2 separate regions of the Mus musculus genome follow, and region 2 is linked to region 1. A link is a loop called in an ENCODE intact Hi-C map of the cell type or tissue named here. Cell type or tissue: heart. All regions are shown on one strand. Links, peaks and the distances in the headings refer to the core of each region. The heading gives the core; the rest is flanking DNA.

The links. Hi-C counts contacts between places; a loop is a spot of excess contacts. Peaks named below come from ENCODE experiments on the same cell type or tissue, not always from the same donor. Only the 100,000 strongest peaks of a DNase experiment are listed, where the experiment ranks them.
Region 2: it touches region 1 in a loop (3-fold over the local background); 2 of 42 quality-filtered maps call a loop at or near these places.

Annotation. Positions count from the first base shown.
Region 1 is chr14:26,311,767-26,320,839 of GRCm38, forward strand. It overlaps Gm46445 (a long non-coding RNA gene), which reads left to right and starts at 729. Exons shown (of 2, transcript XR_001781205.1): 1 at 729-761. Gm34059 (a long non-coding RNA gene) reads right to left here. Exons shown (of 4, transcript XR_874469.1): 2 at 7,491-7,645; 3 at 3,866-4,009; 4 at 3,422-3,541. In heart, for the core only: no CTCF peak of the experiment used is centred there; a DNase peak (open chromatin) is centred at 4,785.
Region 2 is chr14:26,455,432-26,464,504 of GRCm38, forward strand. Slmap (sarcolemma associated protein) reads right to left here. Exons shown (of 23, transcript NM_001310445.1): 8 at 8,145-8,285; 9 at 6,830-6,967; 10 at 4,611-4,779; 11 at 4,473-4,523; 12 at 3,979-4,029. Among named protein-coding and RNA genes, the nearest start is that of Gm24031, 38 kb to the right of the region's middle. In heart, for the core only: a CTCF peak has its summit at 4,319 (motif pointing left); no DNase peak of the experiment used is centred there.

The DNA.
Region 1 (9,073 bases), core at 3,303-5,802:
CAAAAAACAAATTAAAAAAAATTATTTTTCTCTCCATCTTCCTTTTGGCCCAGTGTTTCCCTTTATAGCCTAGGCTAGCCCAGACTTTTTCCTCCTTCTCTAAACTTCTGAGTGCAGGCGTGTGCCAGACTGTGGTCCCATCTTGTGAGCCAGACTCTAGCTCTGTTGCCTGGAGCTGAGGCAGCTCAACTGGTGTACAGAAGACAATGGAGGAAGACCAAGGAAGTTGACACAGGAGTAGGCTTCTAGGCTTCGCTTATGTAGGGGAAGACTCTACTTGTATTTTGTTATTTGAGAATTCTGTCACTCAAACAAAACATAATTTAGTACTCACAGTAGCCACCAGACTTTGAACTTAATCACTCTGGAGCCATTATCGCTCCTCCTTTCAACATCACTTACATTCACCCTGATGAAGGTGAGGGAGTCCAGGCTATTACAGTCCTGTAAAAACAGAAGGCTCTGGTGCCACAGAGTAAGATGAACTTCAGATGAGAGCGCCCAGAAGCAGAGATGACAGATTCCCTCAGAAAACAATGAGACTTCACTTGGAAAGTGAAACCCACAAATGTCCTGACCTGGGAATTTCTCTAAAACACCCTAGAGCTGTGAGCCTGGGCTTCCCTGAGAGCAGCACAGTTTCCACAAGAGATGGTGGAGGGTCAATCAACTGTCAGCAGGAGAACTAACTGCTACGGAACTTGTGCTGTGCCTGTACAAGAGAATGGGTGTGCTGCAGGTCACCAGACGCAGCCACACAGGTAAAGCAGGTTCTAAAACCAGGCAATTTAAAACACCATATTGTCTACTGTTGTAGATGTGGAGGCTAATATTATGTTGATGGCTAAATTTATTTTTAAAAATTTAAAATCACTGTATTTGAGAACTACAAAGCAAAATTGGTCTTCCAGACATTAAGGGTTGTTTTTTTGTGTTTGCATGGTCGTATATATGATTTTAACAAAACTGTTGTTTATGTAAGATACTAGGTTATAAGGTTAACCGCTGCTTTTACTTGTTTTGCTTGAGATAGCCTTCTGCTTGCACATAAGCAGAATGTTCTTTGCCTTTATACACCCCTGACTGGTGTGGCTGGGCACTAAATTGGGCCTGACTCCTAGGTGGACCTGTTGCCAGTATCTGAATATAAGTCTCCTCTTTGTTAAAATTTATTAATGATCAGACTGGTTTTTGATCCCAGACCTAGAACATTCGGGGGCTCCTGCTTGTCTTCACATATTTTCAAATATTATTTATTTAATGTATATGAGTACACTGTAGCTGTCCTCAGACACACCAGAAGAGGGCATCACATTCCATTACAGATGCTTGTGAGCCACTATGTGGTTGCTGGGAATTGAACTCAGACCTCTGGAAGAGCAGTCAGTGCTCTTAACCATTGAGCCATCTCTCCAGGCCCCCTGCTTATCTTTATTGATTTTATTATGTATATTGATTTACTATACACAAGACACAAATGCTGTTTCCAGGCTCTGAATATGTTTTTAAAAAGCAATAGACAATAACTCAGAACTCTTAGCATTCAATCTTTCCTGAGCATTTTGACCACTTAAAGCTACCCTTTTATCTCTGGCAAAGCAAGAATATTGGACAGTTCACATGCTTTTAACAGCGATTAAATGTGATAAGGTAGAGTTCCTGCCACAACAGACACCATACATGCCAGCCCTCATCCTTTCTCTGTACTATGCCTTCTTCCTTGTCGAGGAGGCTGGCTTCTCTCTCCACAGCCCAGTCAGGACAAGCCTACCACTAGTCGCAAACTCCAGCAGCACCCTCCCCCTACACACACTTACAAATCAGTCACTACCAAGAGCAAGAACACAGGGGTTCCAAAGGTCTCAGCTCTCCTTCACCAGGAACTCAGAACTCTCCAGGAGGGAACCGAGCCACAGCAACCACTACTAAGATTTTCCCATGGTGCAATGCAACTTCCTCGACTTTTCTAAACCACCATTTTCTAAAGAAATCCAGGAAAGGTGTTGTGCATGATTCACAGCAAATCTGGGCCAACTAGAAGACGAACAGGAAACAAACAGAAAAGAGCCACAAAGAGAAGAGGCACTAGTGATCTAACCTGGGTGGCAGGCAGGGATCAGAACTTAGGGGATCTGCCACTGGCCTAGAGGCTCCAGAGGGCTAGCAAATGGTGAGGAGCTTAGAAAAGGGGGATGAATCACAGCCGTTCAAGGTGCCCCAGCCATTACACATGAAGACCCCTGAGAACTCAGCGGCTGTAACAACCACATTAGGAAAGGCAAGGAACAGAGACCCTGAGGACAGACAGGAAATGTGAATTCAAGTAGAGGCATTTGTCCCTCCCCTGATTGGCTAGGAGAAAAGTGTCATCCTTGTCATACAGGCAGAGCAATGGCCTTAATAAGATTCTAGCCCTGATTAGTGAGGGGCTGAGAGAAGGGTGGCTGTAGGGGCCGAGCAGGAGTACCATTCACTCGCGCCCTCTGCCCCTCTGCGACAGTGGCAGTAGAGAGTGAGCAGCAGGTGAGGCTGCATCTTCATCAGTGACAGCTCAGGTCCTGTTCCCTGGCCAGAAGCTGGAGCAGCAGCTCTGCCTTGGCGCTTCCTGCCTCCTCATCCAGTAGCTGTTGCCCCAGGCTCAGTGCCCTCGGGGCCACGACCTAGGTTTCATGCTGAGGTTCCATAATGGCTAGCCTGCCCCATCCCACCTAGTTCTGTGGGATAATAGCCAAAACTCTCTGAGACATCCTGCATACTGAGCTTGGCAGCAGCCTAGGACACTGTAGTCAAGAGGTGGCAGGGCTCACAATGAGAGCAACAGAGGGAGATATTCTAGTTTATATGAGGAATGAGAAACCTGATGCTCTGCTTCTGTGGACGAAAACCTAGCAGCCCCATCCACATGAAAAATAGAGGACAATTTGTGGGAAGTTTGTTTTCTCCTTCAAGTCAGTGAATCCCAGGGAAGAAAATCAGGTTTGTAGGCCTGTATGCAAGTTCCAAAACCTGCTGAGCCATCTTGAAAGCTGAACACACTAGCCATGGAATTGAATGAACTATATATGTATGTTGATGCTCTCTGTGTGTAGATATAGCCTTTATTCATAAAGAACAGATTCTTTTTACCATTGGTTTGACAGCATGATTCTGGTGACCAATAGGATTACATCCTCTAGACATTAACTCTCTGACCCAGGTTTGTTACAGAAGTCATTCCACACAGATCCATTTCAGGGTTGTTTTACAGGAATAAAGCACTCATTGGAAGAAACACTTCCTTAAAACTCTCAATGTACACTGAGCATTCATTGGGTAGCATCAATCATCCCCCTCCCCTAAAAAGGGGGGCTACCTAAAAAGGGGGGCTAGAAATGAAAAAGGACGGGTGCAAGAGAAGAATGAAGCCAAGACAAAGTTTCTGATCAAGGCTCAAAGTTTAATATTTAGCACTGGGATATATAGGGAAAGCCCACAGACCCATCCTTTGTTTCAGCTGGATTGAGTTGCAAAGCAAGCTCAGCAGGTCAACTCCTCAAAGATCCTGTAGGAAATTACAAATGCTGTGAGGCCAAATGACTCCAGCAAGGTTGTAAAACCATCCTGGTTTTGTTCAGCCTACTCAAGGCTCAGGGAAAGGCACAATCACCCCTCCCTTTTTGTTTATTAAAGATGAACAGTTATCAATAGCTGGACAGGGGCACAAGATTCATTTGTTTTCCATAATCCTGTCTAGGGAATAGACTGGCTAGGCGACCATGCCTGTCTTAGGTGTCTATATTGCTCCTTCTTCCCTGTCATGGATGACAAACATAGCTTTTTGACATATGTCTGTCTTAGGTTGATAGGAGCTAAAGAACACTCTTACCCAACTCTGACTACTGGCCTTCAATAGCACACTCTTTCCCATTCAGACCGAAGCCACGAAGGACATATGACTATGCACCCAATGCATTTCTTCATAGCGATGAATGACTGCCATGGTGAATATCTGAGCTTCCTGAAAGTGATCCTGTGTGAAGGCAACCAATTTGTTTAAGACACAAGGTCCAAAAGTTAAAAGCAACAAAATTATAATTAATGGTCCAAGCAGTGTAGAAATTAAAGTTGTAAGCCATGGGAAAGTGGAGAATCAGGATTCAAACCATCCTTGATGCTATCCTTTTTCTCTTTTCCTTTTGGCTAGTCCTTCTCAAACTTTAGCCGTAGAATCCTTTACTACTCCTGAATGATTGATGTAAAAGTAACAATTCTTCATGGAGGGCTGTACATAGTCTTCCCTGTTGAAGGAATAAAAGGTTAGGAACTTAAACACATGCACTAACTCTCCAGCACCATTCAGGGAAACAGGCCCAAGAAGATGCTCTTCAGGTGTCTCCAGTGTGAACCAAGAGCTGGGCCAGGTGCAGAGAAAGAGAGCTGCTGCTCTGTCCTCCTCATCTCACAGATCTTCTCGTGGCCTCCTCACAGAGCCTCTCTGCCTCCTCACAGGACTCTTGCACCATGCTCTGCTTCCTCTGCACCTCTGTTTTCCTGCCTCAACGTCTTCACTTCATCTTCAGCTGAGTCCACTCACTCAGGAGCTGGGGGTGGAGGATGCTGAACCACAATGAGAAATAATGAAGCCCAGCCAGCCTTTAAATTCCTTCCCATCTCCAACTACCACCATCCCTGCCAGGTCCCTTGTCCTCAGACAGCCTCAGACTGGAGTCCACAGTAACTATGCCAGCATCACCTAGAGGCAGGCCAAATCCAGAGAACAGCCACATTCCAGAAAGACTCAAAGTACTTCTGAAAACCCTGACACCCAAAGGGATCCATGTACGTCCCAGAACAGGAAGTAGCCCTGACTTATGCTTATCTATCCATGGTACTGGCAAACATCAGCAGGGAAAGGTCATACACCTTCTGAGAGAGGACAGGAGACCCAACAAGAATACAATCCATCTACGTGTCTCATGGAAACCAGCTGTGGAAATCTCCAACCAGAGCCCCAGACACCCAGGGCTGATTGACATGCCCCTCATGGCACAAACCTTTCTCTCTAGATGCTCCGACATTTGCAGGACAATGTTTGGAGGAGGCTGACAGACGCTTCACACTTAGGAAACCTGAGTCCAAGAGGCACAAGGTGAAGCCACAAGGCAGGCTGCTTGCTGAGAGGAAGACAAGGGAGAACCAGAGCCCTCGCTTTGGTTCAAAGACAAGAAGGGCAGAAGCAGCCCCTGCCAGGTGCTGGGGTCCCAGGCAAGTCAGTCACTCACCAGCAGGAGACAGTTTCCCCAGTCAGCCCCTTGCACTTGCCCAAGGCCTCTCTTATCCCCTTGGGCAGTTTCTTCATGTTTGACCTCACCTGTTCATGCCCCATCCTCTGCATCTCAGGCTCAAAGTTCACCCTGTGGTAGGGTGTAGGGCCTTGAAAGGCAGCCTGGTTCCTGGTTGAGCTAAGGTTGGAGACCCTGGTGACCCTGAGGGATGGCAGGTGTTTCACCTGGTTCCCAGACATTAGGCTCCTGGCAGGAGGCCACAACCCTCCATAGATTTGTGGCCATCAGTCATGTAAGGGCAATGCCCCAAGCCCTTCACAGGTAGAGGATGTGACCTGTGGCCTCAAGACAGATCTCCATTTTAATGAGGTACCTAAAGGTTGGAAGGGCTTAGCCAATAAGCTTTCCTTCCCTGACACTCCTCCCTGCAGAAGGTGTTTAACCTCAGGCCCACAGCTGAGAAGTAGGGTACGGTTTTACTCATCCACTTTCTGCCATGACAATAAATGCCTTAAAACTGGGATCCACCGTGCGGAGCCATAGAGAAGGCCTTTGCCTTTAGAGCCTTGTCTAATCTCTCGTACAAGGCCTCTCTGTGCTCCCAGCCATGACCACCAAGCCAAGCCAGCTGCTCACTGACAAGCCAAGGACTCCTCCTTGTGGGACCCAGCTAGAGTTCCCCCCTTTCCCCTTGGGCCCTGGGCTAGATCCAGCCCACGTGTCCCCACTTTGTTCTCAGCTCTTCGGATCTCAGTGCCACCTGGGTGCCCAAGAGCCTGAGAACCATGTGGCCCTGGCCTCCCTGCAGGACTGGGGACCCTCGAGCCAGCTCCAGTGGACCCCGGATCCTCAGACTGCTCTTCCCCAGCCTCAGAGTGGTGTCCAGCAGCTTCCCATAGCCCGACACCTGCCCGGTGCTGGCATGGGGTAAGAGCAGTCAAAACTCCCTTGTTCCACCTCTCCAAGCAGCCCAAGCCCTATGGCAAAGCAGATGAGGGACCATATCTAACCATACACTAGGGCCTGGCCCCAGGAGCAAAGAACCCCATGAACAGAGAGGCCACAAGAATCATATGATTTCAAGCTGTGTCCTGGACTACAACAGTTACGTTCTGGCACATATACACACCAGGGGACATCCTGGTGCTTGTTTATTAACCTTGCTATTCTGGTCCAAGGGCAGCAGAGACAGTGGTTAAAATTGGTGCAAGCTAGGTTTCATGAGCTTAGAGAAATAGACTAGCTCTCTAAGAGAGCCCCAGGATTCTATGTGACAGGTCTATTGTCAGCACCCTACCACCACCACCACCACTACCTAAAACTGTGATGATGTGTCTGTCTCCTGACTTTACAACACAGATTCTCCATCCTAGGTTTCTAATTTACATGGATGCCAAAGTGCATGATCCAGGAAGCAGACCAAAAGTAAGAATGCCTTATATACTCTCCAGCTGATTCTATTGTTCCACCAAGGAGATCACAAAGCTCAAAGGCACAGCAGCTCACAGTGGGATCCCAGACTACACACATATACACACACAACCACACACACACACACACAATTAGAATTACAATGAAATGCGAGGTGGCATTGTCTCACAGTATAAGGAACAGGATCAGAGAGGCACACTGATGAGGTCCAGGCCTTTCCTTCTTCTTCTTTTTTTTTTCTGAGACAGGGTCTCTCTGTGTAGCCCTGGCTGTCCTGGAACTCACTCTGTAGACCAGGCTGGCCTTGAATTCAGAAATCCACCTGCCTCTGCCTCCTGAGTGCTGGGAGGGATGCCCGGCAACTCCAGGCCTTTCAATTACACAGTGACATGAGCCAAATGGGGCCAGGTATCTCCAGTTGTTGCCAAAACAACCAGGACCCAAGCATTAGCTGGTTAAATATGAAGGTTCATCATAAACTCATGGGACCTAGAATCTCCCACAAGCCATTGCCCATCAAGGCATCTTAAGGTGCATCTTGAGAGCACACACAACTTCGGTCCCTATCCCCAGACTGTTATTCGGGATACAGGCTCTGCTTTTAATTTGGAAGAAGTAAAACAGCCTGTGTTCCCATTTTATTCCTAACCTGGCTTCAAGTTCCACTTCTTAGACACAGGAAAATTAGCTTGCGTATAAGGACACCCTGGAGGTTCAGCCTCCTGTCCCTGAAGAAAGCAGGGCTTGACATCGTGGAGACAACATAGCCAAGAGTGTGCTGGGCATAATGACTACCTGTTGTTCAAATCTTTGTATAATGGGCCAGGAAACCACACAGCTCATTCCTCTCACAGGTCGTCTTCTGTAGCTGAGGGATCATTTCTCTACCTTCTTCATGTGCCGCTGCCCTTCAGTGAGGGGGGGAGGTACAGATGACTTCTGAGGAACCCCTGTAGGGAGGTAAGCACAAGAGAACTTATAAAGTTGAATGGCACAGGGCCAGAAGAAACCCTGCAGAGCCCTAAAGAAGCCTGAGGGAGAGGGAATACTGGGACCCAATGATGCCAGGAAAGAGCAGGGAGGGAAACTTGAGCTGGAACCCTAAGCCATGCCCCTGTCCCCAACCACCATGGGGTACATGTGCCTCACTCCCTACTGTAGTTGCCTTAGCCACGGAGAGCAGAGGCGGACCAATCAGGAAGATCTGGTGGACAATGTCAAGTCATATCTGATATGATGGAGGTTGTAAGACTGTGGCAAGTCTTAGTTTACTGGGGACTCCCTGAGCGAATGACACAGAACCAGGAATCAATGCAAAAAGCAAGAGGAATTTACTGTTCTAACATGTTGGGGTCTTCCTGCACATGGGGAGAGAGAGAGAGAGAGAGAGAGAGAGAGAGAGAGAGAGAGAGAGAGAGAGAGAGAGAGCGAATGACCACACACAGCCCGTCCTGTGAGCCTTTATACAGTTCTCCAGGCAGCAGCCATTAGGCACAATGTGATTGGCAGAACAGTGTGACTTCTAAACTGATTGATCTAAAGGGATTGAGGTGGGTGGCCAATGATCTCAGAATGTGTCTATGAGCTCTAGGGGTCAGTCCCTCCTCCCTGTGGTCTGAGGAATGTCATTAGCCCCTCCCTTCCACAGGGGAGGGGTGCCTGAGTTCTTTATGACCATTTGCTTCCAGGAGGGGAGGGGTCTGGTAGGATTTCTAAAGTTCCTGAGCTGACCTTTTCAGAGGTAAGTCCTGAAGTCCCTTAGTATATTGAAACCCCAGCCTTAGAGAGACATATCCTTAATTTCTCCCAGCCTCCTGCTGGCCTGTTTGCACTCAGAATGAAATTAAGGGGGTCCTAGAACAGCAGTGGCAGATTCCTGACAGATCCAAAAGAACCATCCGAAGTCTGTGACCTGGGTCTGCACTCTAGGAAGCCAGACAAGCAGGGTAGGCCTGTACCTTCCCAGAGTCTCTCAGCTGCTGAGCCCTACCACAGGAAGACCAGCTCAAGCCCCTCCTCCTTCAGCAAGTTCCTCTCTCCCACCCCACACCTTCTCCCTCTCTCCCTCCCTTCCAGGACTCACCATGCCTTTCCAGAACCATTTGTTTCTTCCTGTTATACACTGAGAGTGAAGGACAGCTTCCTTCTGCTTCTCTCTGGTCTCTCTAGGCCCTCCAATATCTATCCCAACTAGAGTCCTCAGTCTTGCCAACATGTTTATAGGTAAAACCTGTAAGCACTAACTGAGAAGGCTTAAGGCAGGTGCTGTTGCCACAACACAGATGACATCACAGAGAAGTCCAAGGCATCTCCAGGATACAATAGAATGTCCAGAGGGTGGATTGCTAGGGTCGCCTCCACCAGCCCATACCTATCTA
Region 2 (9,073 bases), core at 3,348-5,847, 140 kb after region 1:
GTTGAGTGTGAAATTTTGTTTGGACGGGTAAAGAAAATGTAGTACATGAGAGAACAGAGTTTTATTGATCATCTGCAAGAAAATGTATCCATGTTGATGATCAAATGTTAAACAAGAGAAGCCAGACTCTTTCACAAGCTTCTTTCATATGCAAAATCTAGATTTAAATGTATGTATCACACATGTGATGGGGGAAATAGGAAGGGATTATGGACGGGGAGGAAAGTGGTCTAAAAGGGGAGAGAACAAGAAAGGATAGTGGGAGGAAAAAGATAAATACATCTCTTGCATGTAATCTAGCTTAAATCCACTTACTGGATATAAAGCAAAGAAGAACCTTTGGGGAGAGAAGGAGTCAGTAGAGGGGGGATGGTAAGGAAGAGCACACATGGACGAAAATGTCAGAAATCTTTATGTATGCTTACCGAAAATTGTTAAAACTCATTTTAAACCAAACTTGAACATAACTAAAGGACTTTATGACAGATATGAAACCAAATTTCAAACCAATATTTATCAATTCCTGGAATTCTTACTAAAAGCAGAGAATCACTGGGGAGGTTTGAATGAGAATGGCCTCCATAGGGTGATATATTTGAATGTCTGGTCCCCAGTTGGTAGAACTGTTTGGGAAAATTAGGAGGTGTGGCCTTGTTGAAGGAGGTGTGTCATTGGGGGGGTTGACTTTGGGGTTTAAAAACCCAAGCCAGGCCCTGTCTCACTCTTTCTTGGCCTGCAACTTGCAGATCAGATGTGAGCTCTCTGATAATTCTCTAGCACCAGTGTCTGCCTACCTGTGCCCTGCTTCCTATCATGATGATAGACACTCACCCTCTGATACTGTAAGCCCCCAATTAAATGTTTTTTTCTGTAAGTTGCTTTGGTTATGGTGTCTCTTCACACAACAGAACAGTAACCACAACACCCACTGTTACTCACTAAGCTAAGGATCATTTATTCTAGTTTTGCATGCAGGAAGCCACAAAGGTCAGAAAAGGATGGTGGATCCCCTGGAGCTAGAGTTACTGCTGGTTGTGAGATGCTATGTGGGTTATAGGAATCAAACCTGGGTCCTCCTTGCAGGGCAGAAAATTCTCTGAACCACTGAGCCATCTCTCCAGTACCCTGAGTACTCTATTTATAATATCTGAATCTGACCCTAAACTATTTAGTAGACTAGTTTAGATAAAGTCTACTGTTTAAGTAAAAAGGCAAATACATATGTGCTATGTCTACAAAAGCACCTTTACGTACATAAGACAACATTCTCGGAGTCTGTCTAAGCATTTCAAACATGACACTTAAAGTCTATTACTTGAATTCAGGCCCTTAGGAATTAAGTTGAGACAACTACAGAATATATTACTATCACTAGTAATCCAAAAGGAATCAGATGCTTACTGGAAGGAAAACAAGTCTCTGCAATATCGGTAAAAGTAAAAGAAATGGGGGGAAAAACCCAACCAAATATGGAACCATAAAGAACCATTCTACTTAGAACGCAGAGCTTAAACAAATGCGTTTCCTAAGGATTCCGGTTTCCCTTGTACTCATGTTGTACCTATGCTACTGTAGCCATTAATTGCAAATGCCACTAAGCCATTTAAACAGAGCTCATTCTAAACAAGCTATGTGTAGCCTAAAATCAATATATGATGATTTCAAACACTTACTAGGGAAAATTAATATAAAATGGTTTTTTAACCTTTAAATATTGGTTACATATTTAAATAACATGGTTAAAATTGCTAGTTAAATAAAATTTACTACTTAAATGTGTTTTACTTGTTTCTTTTTAAACTTTTACTGCAGTTACTAGACATTTTTAAATTTCTCACATATTGCTTTTAGATGGCACTATTCTACACTCCAATATATTTAAATAATGCTTGTTTATAAGGAGACAAAAACTTACAGTATAAAATCTGTGCTTTTAGAAAATTTAAGTCATTTCAAAAGAGTTCATTGGAAGAAATATGAACTATAATATCTCTAGACACTGTTGATATTTTCTCTTTTGCTTCTAAACTTGGTATTTTTCTCTACTACTTAAAGGGTAATGTTAACTTTAAAATTTATGAAAATTCTGGCTGTGAACTTTGGTGATGTTTTAAAAGGTAAATTATCTTACTACAAATACAAAGTTCACTCTATAATAGAATGGAGCATAATGAGATGTTTGTGTCAAAATCTTTGCTAGCATTCTCGTGGTACTTAACACAGTGTCAACAGGGACCCAGATGCTTTAACGATGGAATAATTATAGCAAGGAGTGCCCTGGAACAATATAAACATTTTATTCATTTAAAATTAAACTAATTAAAATTCATTATTCATTAAACTAAGGAGTCTATAACTATTCTCCAATAGGAAAACAGACTACTAATCTAAATTTGGGGGCAGAAATTTTACAAAGCAATCTGACAACTCTAGTAAAAAGATGGTTTTGTATGTATATAAAGATTCTTAACTGAAAAAATAAAAGTCCATAGCTTGTATTAATGTGACACTTGACACACAGTCAAGGAAATACTCAATTAAAAAGTATACAATCAGAAAGGAAAGAAGCAAGCAAAATAATAATGGAAAACAGAAAATCATTTAAGAAAAAAGAGTACTTAGAAGAGGAGATTAACTCATTTAACAAAAATTTGCTAAATACTTTTAATACATAGCAACTAAAAGTTTTGGTAAAATGAATATAAACTATACCTTTAAAAATTCTCAGATTGAAACTCAAAAACTCAAATCTGAAAAAACTTAAGGCATTTTATAAATTACACAGACAAATCAAATAGCAATGAATACTTTTTTTCTTAAGAATCCTACAATGCACAATATATGCAATATTAGACCTTGACTGTACAGCTCACATTTACAGCATTATCTGGGCCATTTGGCAGTTACTATAAGAACTTATTTTTCCCTTTTTTGTAATGCTGGATTTGAATCCAAGGCATAAACTTGGAAAACACATAAAGCTCTATCTCCAGCTCATCCATTTTCCTTTTAAACAAATCAAAAGAAACACTTCTTCCCGCTGACCTCTCTCCATGAGAAGGATATACTCTGATCGTGGAATACGGTTTCTTTAGAAATTCTAGTTCTGACCTTAATACCTACTTCTAAATTCTCTATATTAAAATCAGCTGATAAGCACATCAGTATTCACTGAACATAACTGTAATCCCTTAGTACTCCACATAGCCAGTGCAAGACTCAGCACACAGCTCGAGGTGGTTCTCCATGACTCTTAGAGGAAAGGGGCAAGTGGCCTAAGTGAACAAATACCTTACGACTAAAGGACTAAACGACTACAAAGTCAGTAATTCAAAAGCATCCATGCACTGGGAGGGTGGCTCATGTCTTTGACCCCAGTACTTGCAGGACAGAGGCAAGCAGATCTCTTGAGTTCATGACCAGCATGATTTAAATAGTTCTAAGCAGCCATGGTGGCATGGTGAGACTGCAGGGGGGTGGGGTTGGGGTGAGAAGGGAGGAAGGACAACAAAGATAAATAAACACTAATACACTGGCTCTAAGTTTTGGTTGATTGAGAACTCTTGCTACCCAGAAGAAAAACCAAATAAAAAAGAATTTTTAGATAAAGAAAGTATCCAATGGGAAGTTAAGTAAGTTCCCACCCTGTGCATGGAGACCGAGGAGCCAATCGTAATGGAACAACACAGAAGTACAAGCTCCTCAGAAGGTTAAGAGCTATAAACCAAGCCATGGCTAACAAGTGCAGCATTTCTCACGTGAGTCATTGCAATTTCCACATAGCAAGCGATATCTAAGTACAGATCACCTCTGTGTCTTAGACTATAAAGAGAAGCTGGATTTTAAATGATGAATTTTAATGGTATGAGAACAGTTGTATATGTGTGTTACTTCAAGTACTAAAATCATCAAGCATTTAGCTCTCTGTCCTACTTAAATAATAAAAGGATATCATGAAAAAATATTTTTTTACGCTACCTTTTTCTGTGCTCCCATTTATTTTAGGTAAGAAGTCATCAACTTGTATCCCTAGGATTAAGACAGGATATCATTGCCTGATCAAAGAAATTGTTAACTTTAAAATTGGCTTCAAGTGTAGCTACAGCATTTTATATTTCTACTTACACTGACTTTGTATAGAACATTGTACTAATAGGAAGAGTTCAAGCTGCCATTCTCTACTAACTCAGGCTTAGAGACCTTCCAGAAACTGGGGAGTGGGGTAGGGGTGGAGTGGGGATGTGATTCCTGCTACTTAAAATCTCAGAGGCAAAAATCTACCTCAAAGTCTGAACAATGGTGCCCACTGGTGGCAATCATGAGTACTATAAAAGGAGATTTCTAAATATATAACTTCTGCTTGATAAGTAAAATATCAAATGAAAGAAGTAAACAGTGTAAGAAGTGAACAATGTGAACTGGGAACAAGGTCAACAGCTGATGAAGACATCTTTAAATAAGGTGACACCTACCTAAGCTGCTGCATTCTTTAAGGGTTTTCTCCTGCAGGTGTTCTAACCGTACTGTAAAAAAATAGTCCAAGAAAAAGGTATTTCACAGACAAAGAGAACAAAAATCAAATAAAACCAATTTCTGTCTCACCAGCTTACCTTGCAGAGCTGTCAGCCTTTCATTGGTGAAGTCGTTATCAGCTTGCAAAGCTTCGATTTTTGCCTGGAGCTCTTGTTCTTTTTCTTCCATTTCATCAATTTTCGTCTGTAATTCCTTCTTCTCAGCTTGTCCCTTCTGTTGGATTTCCTCTTGTTTTCCCTCTGCTACCTGTTGCATAGGAATCTTCAGTCAAGTCATAAAACTCATCTTGCTTTAGCTAGCTGAAAGCCAGAACTGACCCCATTCATTTACACTTCTGAGAAGTACATTCAGAATTACAGAACATATTTATAAAGCTGATTTTTTACAGAAAACAAAGACAGAGACTCAATGTGGAAAGTGAGTGATCTGCACCGAGCTCACTACTACAAAGCACTGAGAAGGGGAACTTAGAAGGAAACACAGGAGATAAACAAGCGATAGAGTCTAAGTTAAATCCCCCATGTGTGTTATGTGGGAAATAGATTCCCAAATTTACTATTATTACAACTTGTTTGATAGTTCTAAAATATAACACTAATTTAAAATTATTAACTAAAAAGATGATAGTATAAACCCTTTCCAAAAACATTTCTCTTGGCAAGACCTCTCTGAGAACTTCAGTGAGCGATATGCCCTGGCTTCGCTGATAAATACCTATCTTGTAGGCACTCATCCAGTACTGCTTTACCATGGCATTCTTCATACATACATGTCTATCCATTACTCACTCTTATTTGCACCGCCTGCCCGGATGACCACTGCCTCTCTAGCTGCTTCTGTTTCTCTTCCCACACAGCCCTTTCTGTTTTCATGGTACATACATTCTATTTTCTCTCCCATCCCCATATCTCTTCCTTTCCTCTCATAACCGGCCAATAGATACGGATAACACTAAGATGGATTTTTAACAAGTCAGTCACAAGACTTTAAAGGACCAACTAGACATTATCCTATGGTCTGATGCCCTTATTAAAAATGTCCCAGAGGAATCGCAACTGAAACAGAATCAATGGCACAGCTGCAGGCTGAGACCAAGCATGGCTCAAGCAGGTTATCCCAAGCTCCCTTTGAATTTACTGCAGCACCAAACAGCTGGCCCCTAACTCTGAGATGACCTAAAAATGAGGAGGTTTTAAAAGCATCTGATTATATATTAGATTTTGCTAACTCTTTTTAAAAACTTTATTATTATAATATGTGCATGTGTGTGTATATGATGCGTTGGTAGCTCATGTGGAGATCAGAGCACAACTCTGTGGTGTCCATTCCTTCCACCATGGGCTCCTGGGAGTGAACAAGGATATCAGGTTTGTATTGCCCTATGAGACATCTCCCTATGGCTTTTGATTCTCTTTTTATAGTTTTATTTATTTATTTATTATTACTGTGTGTGCGCTTGCATGTCTGTGTGTCTACGTATGTGTGTATGTACACGAGTGTTACACATGCCTAAGTTCTAGTGCATGGGTACCATGGCCCTCAAGTGGAGGTCAGAGGACAACTCTGAGGACTTTCCGTCCTCCACCATGGATTCTATAACCGGTTTTAGTACCCACACTGAGCTATCTCATCATTTCATAGCATATTGATTTGTTTCTCCTTCCAAGTGTATATTAGAAAATGCTGTTCTTTTCTTAGTCTATGGGATGCTGAAGCAAACACTACATCTGCTGTTATGAAGTGCTGACTACATTTCCATCTAGAAGTATGTCTACTTTAAAGGCTTTCAATTTCAACAATAATAGAGGATAGACTAAATAGAATACATTTTCTATTTTCACTATCAGTTTCAACTTTTTAATTTTACCCAATTTTACATCACCAGCTCTTGAGTGACTAATAAACGTCTTAAGCGATTAGCACGTTAGTGACGCTAACATGCGTCTAGTGGTTGACATAGAAGCTGTGATGGCTGGATTAAGAATGTCCCTCACAGGTCACATGTCTGAACACTTGGTACTCAGTTGGTAATGCTGTTTGGGTAGGTCTAAGAAGTGTGCCTTTGTGGGAGGAATATGTCACAGGGTATAGACTTGGATGTTTCAGAGGCTCAAGCCATTCCCAGTGATCTCTAAGCTTCCAGCTCCAGCTGCCATAGATGACTGCTGCCACACTTCCTCGCCATGATGGTGAAAGGCTCCTCTGGAACCCCAAGCCCAAGTAACCTCTTCCTTCTATAAAGTATTCTGTTCATGGTATCCTACCACAGCAACACAAAAGGAACTAGTATACATACCTTTAATTTATCAGATAAATCTTTAATTTCATTAACTGCTCCATTATATTTATTGGCTAATTCTCTCAACTCTTCCTGAGTGCGCTCATTCATCTCTTTCAGGTGGGTACATTCATCTTCAGTATTACTCAGACTTCGCTGCAAGGCAAGTTCACAGGGAATTCAGTTAGAGTAAATGGGTACTTATTTTAAATTTATCGTTCAATTTTATTTTCAATTTGTAAAAAGTGTAGTTCTGAACTAGTCTACATCAACATTTGGATTAAATTTATAAAAAGCTGATTTAAAAGACAAAATAATTTCAGCAACATATATACTAAAACGTAACTCTTAACAATATTATGTTACTCAAGCTGGCTTCAAGTTCACTATGAAGTACAGGCTAGCCTAATCTCCTGTGAATCTCCTGCCTTAGACTCCCAAGTGCGGTGATTATAAGTACACTCTATCGCACTCAACCTCTAAGTCAACAATCCTTAAAGTAAGAATAAAACCATATAACAATTCATCTAATGTGAAAACAGAAAGACACCTGAAACTTTGTGTGTATGTCAGATTAATCAAACATCAATGAACATAAAGCACGTGTTATAGAATGAGACCATAATACAAACTATCCATTATCCATGTCCTCACACATGCTAAGCACATGCCCACTGAGCTAGATCCTCAGTCACAAGAATCACACTTTGATTTTTCATAGAACCTGGACAATATTAACTTGTAAAGCCTAAGATAAAGTGCCACCCTAAAGCAGTAGGTATTAACTTCTGTGGGCAGAACAATCTCATAGGGTGCCTAAGACCATCCAAAAATATGGGTGCTCACATTAGAATTAACAGTAGCAAAACTACAGTTACGGAGTAGCAACAAAAATAACCTTATGGTTGGGAGTCAGGTCAGCACACATGAGGAACTGTATTAAAGGCCTGAGCACTAGGAAGGCTGAGAGCCACTGCTCTAGAGGATGGCTGAAGTAGTAACGTCTCAGCCTTATGTGACCATCGTCAATTATGTGACAAAAGATCAATTCCCACCAGACATGGTGCCAGCAAGTCTTTAATTCCACCACTTGGAAGACAAAAGTAGTCCAGGGGCCAACCTGCTCTAACTCCAGACCAGGCAATGATAGCTCAGTTCCCAGCATCCACATCAGATGGGTGAAAACTGCCTATAATTCCAGGTCCAGTGGATTCGAGGCCTCAGCCTTCTGCAGACACGTTCACTAGCACACAATACCCACACTTACTTCACATAGACATAATTTTAAAAGTAAAACAAATCTTTAAAAACAATGGCAGTAAAAGTGAAATACCTCAACTTCTGAAAGTTTTCTAACCACTTCGATTTTCTCCTGAAGAACCCGCCTCAGGGACTCTTTGGCTGTGGTTTCATAGCTGTGTTTATCCTCCTGCAGTGCAATCAGCTCCTTCCGTAAACTGTCTTCTGTTTGATTCTAGGATAAGACACTCACATCACACCCAAGTCACTTTTCTGTGAAAACTGTTTATCCTTTGAAAGAAACTCATTAAAATACTCAAAATTATAATGTCACGGTACCCACAAATACAAATGTTGGCCTACTATTAACTAAATGTGTATTTCAAAGTTGCAGTAGTAACTTATACTTCAGAAATTACACTAATTTCAATAGAAATGAGCTAAAGGCAAATAGTTTATCTCAAATATTAAGATTAATTACTCGTATTCTGTAGAAGCTATCATAGTTTCAGTTATAAGCAAAAATCATTGCTCATAATTTCATTTGCCCCAAACGGAAGCAGTAAGAGCTTCGTGAGGAAAAAGGAAAGTCCAGGGTTGGAACAAAAACTGTGCAGGTGAGCACAGGGCCTCCAGGCTCGCAGTCGGCTGGAGCCATTAAAGCAGGTGAGAGAGAGCCAGAGAGCCAACCTCAAAGCATTTACTCACAGAAAACTCAGACTGATTTGATCATCCACAAAGATAACTACTAGTATAGACTTAAACACACCAAAATGTACTTCAATCTAAGCAAGAGAGAAAGCACTACATTGTCATTTGCTGCTGGATTAAAACAACAAAAAAAAAAAACCCAAAAAACAGTTTATTCTGTTTTAATCTAGTAAATAATTGGGGGAGACTTGTTTTGTTTTGTTTTTTTTTCTGTAGAAAATATACTTCAGAGTAATAAGATGGTTCATGAAGGAAGAATTCTCTCTGAAGAAGTAAATGAAGAAATGGCAGAATTGCATTACTATGTTAAAT